Linked DNA regions of Homo sapiens: region 2 is linked to region 1. The links are chromatin contacts, found by Hi-C or POLR2A ChIA-PET in ENCODE. All regions are on one chromosome and are shown on one strand. The core of a region is the stretch at or near the end of the contact, and the rest is flanking DNA. Distances in the headings are between cores, read along the strand shown. Region 1 holds the start of LINC01857 (long intergenic non-protein coding RNA 1857). Region 2 holds the start of IDH1 (isocitrate dehydrogenase (NADP(+)) 1).

Evidence for each region. A loop is a pair of places that touch in the nucleus more often than their neighbours do. ChIA-PET counts read pairs that join two places held with the same protein, here RNA polymerase II (POLR2A). Pooled maps may share reads with other maps.
Region 2: a loop to region 1 is called in a map with no recorded cell type, with 4 times the contacts of the local background. The contact joins the promoter of IDH1 here to the promoter of LINC01857 in region 1. A Hi-C loop is called at or near these places in 1 of 37 single-sample maps with no recorded cell type and 2 of 50 pooled maps. POLR2A ChIA-PET finds 5 or more read pairs at or near these places in 1 of 52 experiments (B cell).

Annotation. Positions count from the first base shown.
Region 1 is chr2:207,659,937-207,665,215 of GRCh38, forward strand. LINC01857 (long intergenic non-protein coding RNA 1857) reads left to right here and starts at 2,448. Exons shown (of 4, transcript NR_135566.1): 1 at 2,448-2,586.
Region 2 is chr2:208,250,628-208,256,320 of GRCh38, forward strand. It overlaps IDH1 (isocitrate dehydrogenase (NADP(+)) 1), which reads right to left and starts at 4,444. Exons shown (of 10, transcript NM_005896.4): 1 at 4,312-4,444; 2 at 3,259-3,332; 3 at 803-940. The coding sequence starts at 924. It overlaps IDH1-AS1 (IDH1 antisense RNA 1), which reads left to right and starts at 4,606. Exons shown (of 2, transcript NR_046452.1): 1 at 4,606-4,804; 2 at 5,276-5,567. RefSeq lists a silencer at 3,589-3,698 and an enhancer at 4,152-4,678.

The DNA of each region.
Region 1 (5,279 bases), core at 1,198-3,697:
TGAAAACTGAATACGATATTGGCTCTGGGCCGGGCACAGTGGCGCGTATCTGTAATCCCAGCACTTTGGGAAGCTGAGGCAGGAGGATCGCTTGAGCTGAGGAGTTCAAGACAAACCTGGGCAACATATCGAGAACTCCTCGCTACTAAAAAAAAATCAAAGTAATTAGCTGGGTGTGGTGGTGGACACCTGTGGTCCCAGCTACTTAGGTAGCTGAGGTGGGAGGATCACCTGAGCCTAGGAGGTCGAGGCTGCAGTGAGCCTCACTGTACTGCAGCCTAAGCAAGTAACAGAGTGAGACCCTGTCTCAAAAAAAGATATTGGCTCTGCTTTTAAGGATCTCTGGTCTTCTAGGGGAGGCAGATAATAAATAAAAATCACACCGGGCATGGTGGCTCACTCCTGTAATCCCAGCACTTTGGGAGGCCAAGGCGGGTGGATCACGAGGTCAGGTGTTCAAGACCAGCCTGGACAACATGGTGAAACCCCATCTCTACTAAAAATATTAAAAAAAATTAGTTGGGCATGATGGTGGGTGCCTGTAATCCCAGCTACTCGAAAGGCTGAGCCAGGAGAATCGCTTGAACCCCAGAGGCGGAGGTTGCAGTAAGCCGAGATCGCGACATTGCACTCCAGCCTGGGCAACAAGAGTGAAACTCCATCTCAAAAATAAATAAATTAAATAAATAAATAAATATCACAAGCCTGCCCACATGATCAGCCCTGCACACCAGTGAGGTCCACAGGAAGGAGGACTCAGATCTGTTGGAGGGGGCTGGTGGGCTATGGGACATGGTGAGAGACGGCTTCCCAAAGGCGATCCCCTCAATGTCATTTTTCTTTCTAACGGAAGTGGATTTTGCCCTAGGGATCAAGATGTGCTTGAGGTGGGGAGGGGAACACCCCATCAGGAACTCCCAGTGGAGATGTGAATAGTCCGGCTCCTCCATGACGGAACCTTGGGGAACTCCTCTCACCAGAGAGAAGGGTGTGACGAAAGGGGGTTTAAGACCATATCCCGAGGAGCGTGAATCACAGTTACAAAGTAGAAACAGTCTGGTGAAGGCAATGGGCCATTCCCTGAAGTAGTTTAAAGTTCGGAGGGACACAAACACACCTGTATTTTACGGAGCAAACTCAGAGGAAGGTGCTTCACAGTTTGGCGGTGGGACAGACTGGAGCCTAGGAGGCCAGCTGCAGGGCCAGGCATCCAGCATGGGGTGATGAGGTGGGTCAGGCTCAGGGAGAAGCAGGAAGGAGAAGCGACAGCACGCAGGAATGCAGGGGTGGCTGGGAGCTGCTGTCGCCATTCCTGAGGTGTGTAGCCGTGGACATTGCCTGGCTGAGTAACTCTGGGCATTGTTTAGCTTAGTTTGTTGCTGATACTGCCTGGAGAGATCATATGGTCACTAGCTTGTTTCCCATTGTTGTGTGTGACTCTGGGAAAGGGTCTTCTGCCTCTTTCTTTCTTTCTTTCTTTTATTTCTCTTGAATATTGCCATTTGTATTCAAAGTTGCAATTCTCCTAAACCAATTAGAGAGAGTTCTGATCTGGAGACTAGCTCCAGAAATTCACTAACTTCCTATTTATCTTTCTTTTATCTCCATTCTATGAAATTTTCCAGCAATAATACTATTCTCCAGAAACGCATTCTAGGTGAGACCTTTTTTTTTTTTTGAGACAGAGCTTCGCTCTGTCACCCAGTATGGAGTGCAGTGGGACGATCTCGGCTCACTGCAACCTCCGCCTCCCGGGTTCAAGTGATTCTCCTGCGTCAGCCTCCCAAAGTGCTGGGATGATTACAGGCATGAGCCACCGCGCCAGGCCTAAGTGAGACCTTTTTTAGTCTCCATATTTGAGAAAAAACATAGTAATAAATGCTTTTTTTGTCCAAACACACTAACGTGTGACTTCTGGAGAGTGACTGAAATTCAGATACTGGAAGTCTACTATGGTTTGAAGGTTTGTGTTCCCTCTAAATCTCATGTTTTGAAACATAATCACCAATGTCACAGTGTTAAGAAGTGGGGCTGGCTGGGCAGAGTGGCTCATGCCGATAATCCCAGCACTTTGGGAGGCCGAGGCCGGCAGATCACAAGGTCAGGAGATGGAGACCATCCTGGCCAACATGGTGAAACCCCATCTCTACTAAAATACAAAAATTACCTGGGCATGGTGTCATGCACCTGTAGTCCTGGCTACTCGGGAGGCTGAGGCAGGAGAATCGCTTGAACCTGGGAGGCAGAGGTTGCAGTGAGCCAAGATGGTGTCACTGCACTCCAGCCTGGGTGACAAGAGTGAAACTCCATCTCAAAAAAAAAAAAAAAAAAAAAAGAAGAAGTGGGGCTTTCCAGAGGTGATTAAGTCATGAGAGTGGAGCCCTCGTGAGTGGCATTAGGCTTGACTGACTTACAAAAAATCTTAACCAACTGTGTTCAGCCCTTTTCCCTTTCTGCCCTCTGCCATGTGAGGTCACAGTGTTCCTCCCTCCTGAGGATGCAGTGTTCATGAAAGCAAACACTGGGCCCTCACCAGGCAACAAACCTGCTGGTGCCTTCATCTTGGACTTCCCAGCCTTCGGAACTGTAAGAAATAGATTTCTGGGGTTTTTAAAAATAAATTGCTCAGTCTGTGGTATTTTGTTATAGCAGCAGAAACAGACTAAGATGGGGGGTCAGATAGGATACTTTTTTTTTGAGACAGAGTCTCACTATGTCACCCAGGGTAGAGTACAGTGGGGTGATCTTGGCTCACTGCAACCTCCACCTCCCAGGTTCAAGCGATTCTCCTGCCTCAGCCTCCCAAGTATCTGAGATTACAGATGTGCACCACCATGCCCGGCTAATTTTTGTATTTTTAGTAGAGGTGGGGTTTCACCATGTTGGCCAGGCTGGTCTTGAACTCCTGACCTCAGGTGATCTATCCATCTCAGCCTCCCAGTGTGCCGGGATTGCAGGTGTGAGCCATTGCACTCGGCCTACTTTTTATTGAGAGACTAAGGGATACTATGCCTTCCACAGAATTCAAACTTTGACACTCAACAACAAAAGCAAAAAATTTTGTGTCTCATTCGCTTTTGAGATTATTTGTAAAATGTAGACATCACTGAATGCCAAATGCCAAGAATAAAATTTCTTCTAAATTCATCATGAGTGGCTTCTGGTAAAATAATATGGCCTGCCAAAATCGCCTTTAATATTACAATTCACAAATTATCAAATCTCTTGTTTTTGTCTTTTGATATTTCATTTACTGTTTCCAAGCTTTTAGATAAGTTATAATTCTTCTGAAGATATCATAACTGCTTGTTTCTGTTTTCACTACTTTGTTATGACTTGATTTATATGTTTAACTGTTAAATCTCAAGTTTTTGGGGGGCCAGGTGCTGTGGCTCACACCTGTAATTCCAGCACTTTGGGAGGCCGAGGTAGGTGGATCACCTGAGGTTAGAAGTTTGAGACCAGCCTGGCCAACATGGTGAAACCCTGTCTCTATTAAAAATATGAAAACTAGCCAGGCATGGTGACAATGCCTGTAATCCCAGCTACTTGGGAGGCTGAGGGAGGAGAATCACTTGAACCCAGGAGGCGGAGGTTGCAGTGAGCCGAGATCATGCCACTGCACCCCAACCTGGGCAACAGAGCAAAACTCCATCTCAAATTAATTAATTAATTAATTAATAAGAATAAGATTTGTTTGGCATAGTGTAAGTTAAATTGTTTTTGATATTGCTAGCATGAAAAAATAAATTTACAAGGGGTTTTACTTCTCTGCAAAGCAGATAATTTGCATGTTTTGTAAACTGCTTAGCATGGTATAATGTGAGATAATTTAAGCCAGAGGAAAAAGATTTTTCTCACTCCACCACTCCCTTGGAAAATATTTAAAATACGGTGGTCATATTTCTAATTTCCCTTTGAAGGTACTTTTGGATAGATTCCAGGAAAACGACCCTTTGTAAAACAGATGAATGTTTCATCTAAAAATTTGGTCTGCTTATAAAAAGTTAACTACCAAACATGTTTAAGTGTCCATGTTAGTTACTGTGGTACAAATTATATTCAGTAGAAGTTTCACGCTGAGAAAAACCAGGAAGTGCATAAGATGAATACATTCATGGTGATTATGCTCTTCAGGAGCTAGAAAGTAACTACTTAAGAAGATTATGCATGAGAGTAATTGCTGTTTAATGGAGAAAAACTGGGGAAAATAATTATAAGAGTAAAGAAGACCTTTCCTAACCATCTGTCATTTAAAAATCAGAAACGAAAAAAGGAAACATAGCATGTTTTTCGGAAAGACTTGGAAATGATGCCAAAAGGCAATACTCTGGTGGTGCACACACAAAAGCTCTCAGAAGAGTCTCAGATTACTATATAAAAACAGTCTAAACACCCAAGGTGTATTTACTATTACAGTTAGTCACCTTTATTTGACATTTCTGTGTAGCCAAGAGGAGGGAACAAACCCAACTGAGATATCCATCACTGGAACCAGGAAACACCAATAAGAAGACATTTTCTCCCACTAGAATTAAAAAAAAGGTGACTATAGGGAAAAACAGTCTTTTTTTTTTTTTTTTTTTTTTGAGATGGAGTTTTGCTCTCGTTGCCCAGGCTGGAGTGCAATGGCACGATCTCGGCTCACTGCAACCTCTGCCTCCCAGGTTCAAGCAATTCTCCTGTCTCAGCCTCCCCAGTAGCTGGGATTACAGGCATGCGCCACCACACCCGGCTAATTTTGCATTTTTAGTAGAGACAGGGTTTCTTCATGTTGGTCAGGCTGGTCTCGACCTCCCGATCTCAGGTGATCCGCTCGCCTCGGCCTCCCAAAGTGCTAGGATTACAGGTGTGAGCCACCGCAGCCAGCCGAAAAGCAGTCTTCTATTTATCACTTTGAATTTCCTATTTTGTTGAATGCATTGAAGAAATATTAGTAAGCTAATAAAGGACTATATTGTTACAGGCTTTATTCCCATAACATTTTATTGGTGGTCTCTTCTGCTGAAGCAGGTATTCTTAAGGCTATAGATAGGCTGGGCGCTGGGGCTCACACCTATAATCCCAGCACTGTGGGAGGCTGAGGTAGGTGGATCACTTGAGGTCAGGAGTTCAAGACAAGCCTGGCCAATATGGTGAAACCCCATCTCTACTAAAAATACAAAAATTAGTCAGGCAAGATGGTGCATGCCTATAATTCCAGCTACTCAGGAGACTGAGCCAGGAGAATTGCTTGAACCCAGGAGGTGGAGGTTGCAGTGAGTCGAGATTGCACCACT
Region 2 (5,693 bases), core at 3,194-5,693, 590 kb after region 1:
GTACAAAGAACAGAAGCAAGTTTATGAAAAACACAGCGAAAAAAATGAGAGAATTACATAGACTTTTGCATCTGTCCCCAGGCACTTTACACACAGGGCAAAGGGACACAGGATTTAAGGGAATTTTGCTGGAAAGGAGGGGTTCAACTAAGAAACATCATGAATTCTTTCTGCACTACAATTGTATGAAAAGGGCAAAAGGTGAGGCATGAAAAGGAAACAGGTCCATTGACTAAGTAAAGTGATAGAAAATTGAGTTTGAAATGACAAAATTGTGTTAACTGCATTTAGTTTACTGTTTCTTACATCCTCTCTTATTTCCCTTTTCTCAATACATTGTACTATTCTTAGCCACTGTTTTATTACAAATAAAACCTTCACAGGAAACAGAAGGTTAGAAGAATCTGAAAATCATTCTTTCCCTTATAATTCTTGACTTTTAGATGATAAATCCAGTTTTTCTAGCAGTATGTTAAAATTAGAAGATTCATCTGAATATATTTAGGCTTAAAACAAACTTTATTCACAAAACACAGCTATATCTATATAAAAAAAGCTAACTTCACCTCAAAATAATTCAGATTATATTCTTTTTTTTTTTCCTGTTTCTCCTTCCCTTTTTTTTCCTTTTTTTTTTAAAGTGATGGGGTCTCACTCTGTTGCCCAGGCTGGACTTGAATTCCTGGTCTTGAGGGATCCTCCTGCCTCTGCCTCCTAAGTAGCTGGGACTTCACGTGTGCACCACCATGCCCAGCCAGATTATCCTTTCTGAGTTTGCTACACGGAGGGGTAACTCATTTACCTATGTAGATCCAATTCCACGTAGGGAAAAATGAGTTTCTCTTTAATCAATTCCCAAATGATTCGTGTCATTTCATCTCCTTGCATCTCTACCACAGAACCGCCACTGATTTTTTTGGACATTTTGACTTCAATAAACCTAAAAAGAAAAAAAAAATACATGCCTTGTCATTTATTTCATTATAAAGTGAAATATATAAACAACGTAGTGTTTATATAAACAACGTAGTGACTACTAAAAGAACAATTCATGCAATTCAATTTATGTGTAGTTGAATAAAAAGCTAGTAACAGCAATTCTATTTACCATTAGAATTGAGTATCTTCTCTGAACAAAGTATTGTGTTATGTTTCACACGCGGTTTCTGAGCTAGCCCTCATAACAATCCAAAAAAATGGCCATCATTTCCCCATTTTACTTTGTTAAAAAAAAAAGAGCTTTCCCAAGGCCACCTAGCTAGAGCGTGGCAGAGCCTGACCCTATAACGTGCCCTTCATAATGCAATCATTATTCTCAACTACTGGTTTGTCTTAAGAAATGAGATTATTTCCACAATCTCATGTTTATTGAACACTTCAGTCCAACTCATCATTTTACTGGGCTCTCAAGATGTCCAGAATGGTGAGTGCTAGCATTTCTCCTCCTTTAAGAGGCTGTTTTTGTTATTTAATAAAAATAACTAGCCATGAGGAGATTCAGCTGGTTCCTGTGACCCATATTCAGGGAAACTTTAAGTCTAAAAGCGAGACGAAGAATTCCTGGTGGAACTGTTTTCCTAGAGATAACACAGACATTGGAGATGTGGGGCTAAATACAACAAAGTGATTTCTCAATTAGAAGAATCTCTATACAGTAGGGCCACTGCCCAGGACCCAAGCATGTCCCTGTCATCTTCTTCTGGCTGTTCACAGGCAAGGGTAAGCTGCTAGTGAGTGGGATAGGACAAACTGTGCATTGTCCTAGGAAGACAGCACTTTAAGGATAGGGTGTGGGGGTAGCATATACAAATCAATCTGATTCTCAGAAAGTGCAAGGTTGGACGCTTTGGAAGAAATGAAACTGTCCCAGCTTGTCCCTAGAGGCAGAAGAAGCTCTGAGCCTGCTAAAAGTTATCTATTCCTTCTAATGATGCTCTAATCGAAACTCTTTTTTAATCCAACAACACAGCTGCAAATTGCTTTTATTCTCTTAAGGACTAAAAAAGTCAAGAGAATTGACTTTAAAGAATTATTAGATAAGAAGCCTAAAATAGTCTTTCTTGAAAAATTGAGCTAAAGTAATTTGGTCTTTAAATAAAAATGTAATGATTAGTAGACAGTAAGCGTCTGTTTCTTGACAAGCCTGGATGTATTTCCAATCCCCAGGCCCATTTTCACTTCCCAAATTCGCAATTCTAGAATTCTTCTTACTAGTGTTTAGGAGATTCCTTTGGGGGAACCTTCTGGAACTGAACTAGACTAAAAGAAATGAACAGAATGGTGTGGATGAGTCAATTACTTCCCATTTGTAATGTCAAGTATAATTTGTAGTACAGCTGAAAGCATATGATTCAGTTCATGTTTGATTCCACTGTCACACCTATCCTTGTTTTAAAACAAAGCAAAAAAGGAGGCAGTGAACTTATCTGGTTCCTGATAATACACTTCCATGGCCATGTCCCTATATAGTATGATGCAACAGTCATGACATGGCAATTTATTCTTGATGGCAAATACAGTTAATAGAGGTCAAATATTGTACCTAAAATGTGAAGACTGATATCTTTTTAGTTCACTATTTCCTTCTCAGTTAAAGCAACTGTACTCTCTGCAGTAATCTTTCTTTATCTCATAATGCATACTTCAGACGCTTCAGGTTTTCCTCACATTACTTAGCCATGAAATTTTTACCATCTTTTAACTAAAACAGTGAAGCTTTATTGTTACTACCATGTGGAACATAATTGTATTTCTTCTGGATCTGATTTCCATGGGATGGGCTTGAGGCCCCACTGGACTGACTTCTCCACCTTTGTTGCCCCTCAGATTTTGTCTCCAACCCAATCCCAACTTCAGAAGGAAGGGCTGTTCCAAGACCAGCAGGCACCAGCTCATATGAAGTAGCTGAATCCTATCTCCTAACATAATTGTGCAATTCCAGAAAATAAACCTGGAATAACAATACAGAGTAGTTTAATGAAAAAAAAGAGCCATTTAATATTATTTTCATCAACCTCAAGTTTTTGGCCAGATTGTTTTTTGCCGAGTTCATGAACTACAATAATTTCTGGGCAAAAAGGATCTCTTGCAGATAAGACACTGTATTAAAAGAAACAAGGAAGCTGTTGGAATTCGTTGTTGGAAATATTCCTCACTCATTCCCTTGCAGTGCCTCGGCCTGCCCCCAAGACCAGTTAAACACTGTACTGCCACATCAAAGAAAGTACAGAAGAAGGGGGAAAATTTGCTAATTCTCACCTTGACAGTGAATAGATTTCTTATCACCCCAGTTCCTCCCAGTCTTGCAGACTCAACTGAATGTAGTTTATCGCCTAAAACAAAACAAGGAATAAAAGTGTTAACATACAGAACACTCACAGGAGAATTTAGCTGTTTTTAGTACCTGCCAGACAGCCCAGTTTATCCGGTTTAAAGTACAGTGCTGAGTGTACTCGGTGGGACAAAGGCCAATTTTAGGCCCGCAGGCACTTTCCAAATAAAGGTCATGGGAGCACAATTTATCTCTGCGTGTGCGAGGGCGTGCCCCCGCTTCGCCGCCCGTTAGCAGGTCTTGGGGTTTGCATGTCCTTGCTCTTGGCCTGCACCCGTCCTTATGGCCGTTGTGCAAGAGGGCTGCAATCAAGGCTGGATCGGTACCTCCTTCCAGGTCTCCACGCCCGCCCCTCCCCTCCCCTCCCCTCGCTGGTGCTGGGACCTTTTAAACTCCAGGCACCCGGAACTGGCGGGGGTGTTTCCCCCAGCCCCCTCTCGCCCCGTGTGGCCTAGCGACCCCTCTGAAGGCCGCTGGAGCTCCGCCCCTCCACGCCCCCTGGCGGACGCGAGGGATCGGCTTCAAGGCTATTCCTCGCCGCCTGAGTTGCCTGCAGACGCCCGTCTGCGGCTTACAGCCTTCTTTGCATCCAGCCCCCAGCTGCTGCACGTTTTCTTCCTCCTACACTCCAGGCTTAGTCTTCTACATGCATTCTTGCAACTTCCACCCCTCGATTTTCCAACCCAAGTGCAGACCTGATTTTCCCCTTGTCGTTGCATCCAACTTCCTCACCGCCCAGTTTCTCCCTCCCAGGCCCAAAAGCAGACCTTCTGCATATCCAAGCATCCAGCATCCCCTCCTTCCCTTTTCTTTTCCCATTCTCAATACCTGGATTTGTTCCCTTCTTTGCACGCAGGCCTTGACTCCCTCCACACCCAAGATCTGCGCTTTTTTCCTTTACCCCATTCCTGCCTTCTGCGGAATTAGAGCCACCCCTCCACAGCCAGGGACCGGGGCCGCCCCTTGGAGCCTGAGGTTACCTGCCGGGATGATATGCTGGCGAAGAGTTGGGGCGCCACAGCCGCTCACAAGCTCAGACTCACAACCACAGCCTGGCAATCCCAAACCGGACTCCCAGTGCCTCCGCTTCTGAAGTAGACTCTGCAGAAACCCGGGACCACAGGGTAGGTCCGAGCTTTTCCTCTTCCCGGCTTTGTCCCCTCCCAGGCCCCGCCTCCTCAGCCCACCTCCCCCAGCCCCGCCCCCGACACGCCTCCAATCGCCACACGCCAATTCCCGTGGGATGGGCGGAGTCAGCGAGAGGGGCGTGGCCACAGTCAAAGATGGAGAATCCATGGTGCCACTTTCCCGGTGATCCCGGTGGGGGAAGGGGTTGCCGCCCGGCAGAGATTCAGTCCCGAATCCCGACAGCGAAGAGACTTGTATGCCACCTGCAGGCCGGGGAGCGGGGCGCGCTGGGGCTGCACCACCCCGAACTTTGTAACAATCTAGAGCACCACAGAGTGTTTCCAGGTCGGCACAAAAGCGAACGGGACAGGGCGCCCTGGGCGGCGGCAGCTTGGCCGGCCCGCTGCCTAGCGCGCCCCCGAGGGGCGGTAATGGAACGTACCTTTGGCTGAAGAAAGAGTGCTCCCGGCCAGCGCGGGGTCGCCTAGGGGGTTCCGCGCTGCCTAATGCAAAGGATGGAAAAGTTACAGAAGCAGGTCCTGACACCACCTATGTCTAGGTCTTTAGAAACTCCATTGATTGTTTGCATTAGAAGATAATGAATGGGATTCTTATTATTTTCTTTTTTAAGACAGGGCCTTGCTCTGTTGCCCTGGCTGGAGTGCAGTGGAGCGATCACCGCTCACTGCAGCCTTGACTTCCTGGGCTCAAGAGATCCTCCCACCTCAGCCTTCCGAGTAGCTGGGATTACAGGTGCACACAATCACACTCAACTAATTTTTCTTTCTTTCTTTTCTTTTCTTTTTCCTTTGGTAGAGATGGGTTTCAGCAGCCCAGGCTGGTCTCGAACTCCTGGACTCAAGTGATTGGCCCTCCTCGGCCTCCCAAAGTCCTGGGATTACAAGCGTGAGCCACCATGCTCAGTTGGCGGGGGATTATCTGTGATCCAATGAAGTTGGACTAGAGATGTGAAGCCTTAGAAAACGGTGGATTGAAAAAAGAATTTTAGTCTCCTCCAGAGATTATATTTTGTGTGTTCATTGCTCTCAAAAACATGAAAATAAAGAGTATTTTATATTGTGATTTGTAGGACAATAGCATGCTTGTATATTGCTGCCCAGAATTTAATGCTCCAATATTTATTTATTTATTTATTTATTTATGAGACAGAGTCTTGCCCTGACAGGCTGGTGCAGTCTCGGCTCACTGCAACTTCCGCCTCCTGGGTTCAAGT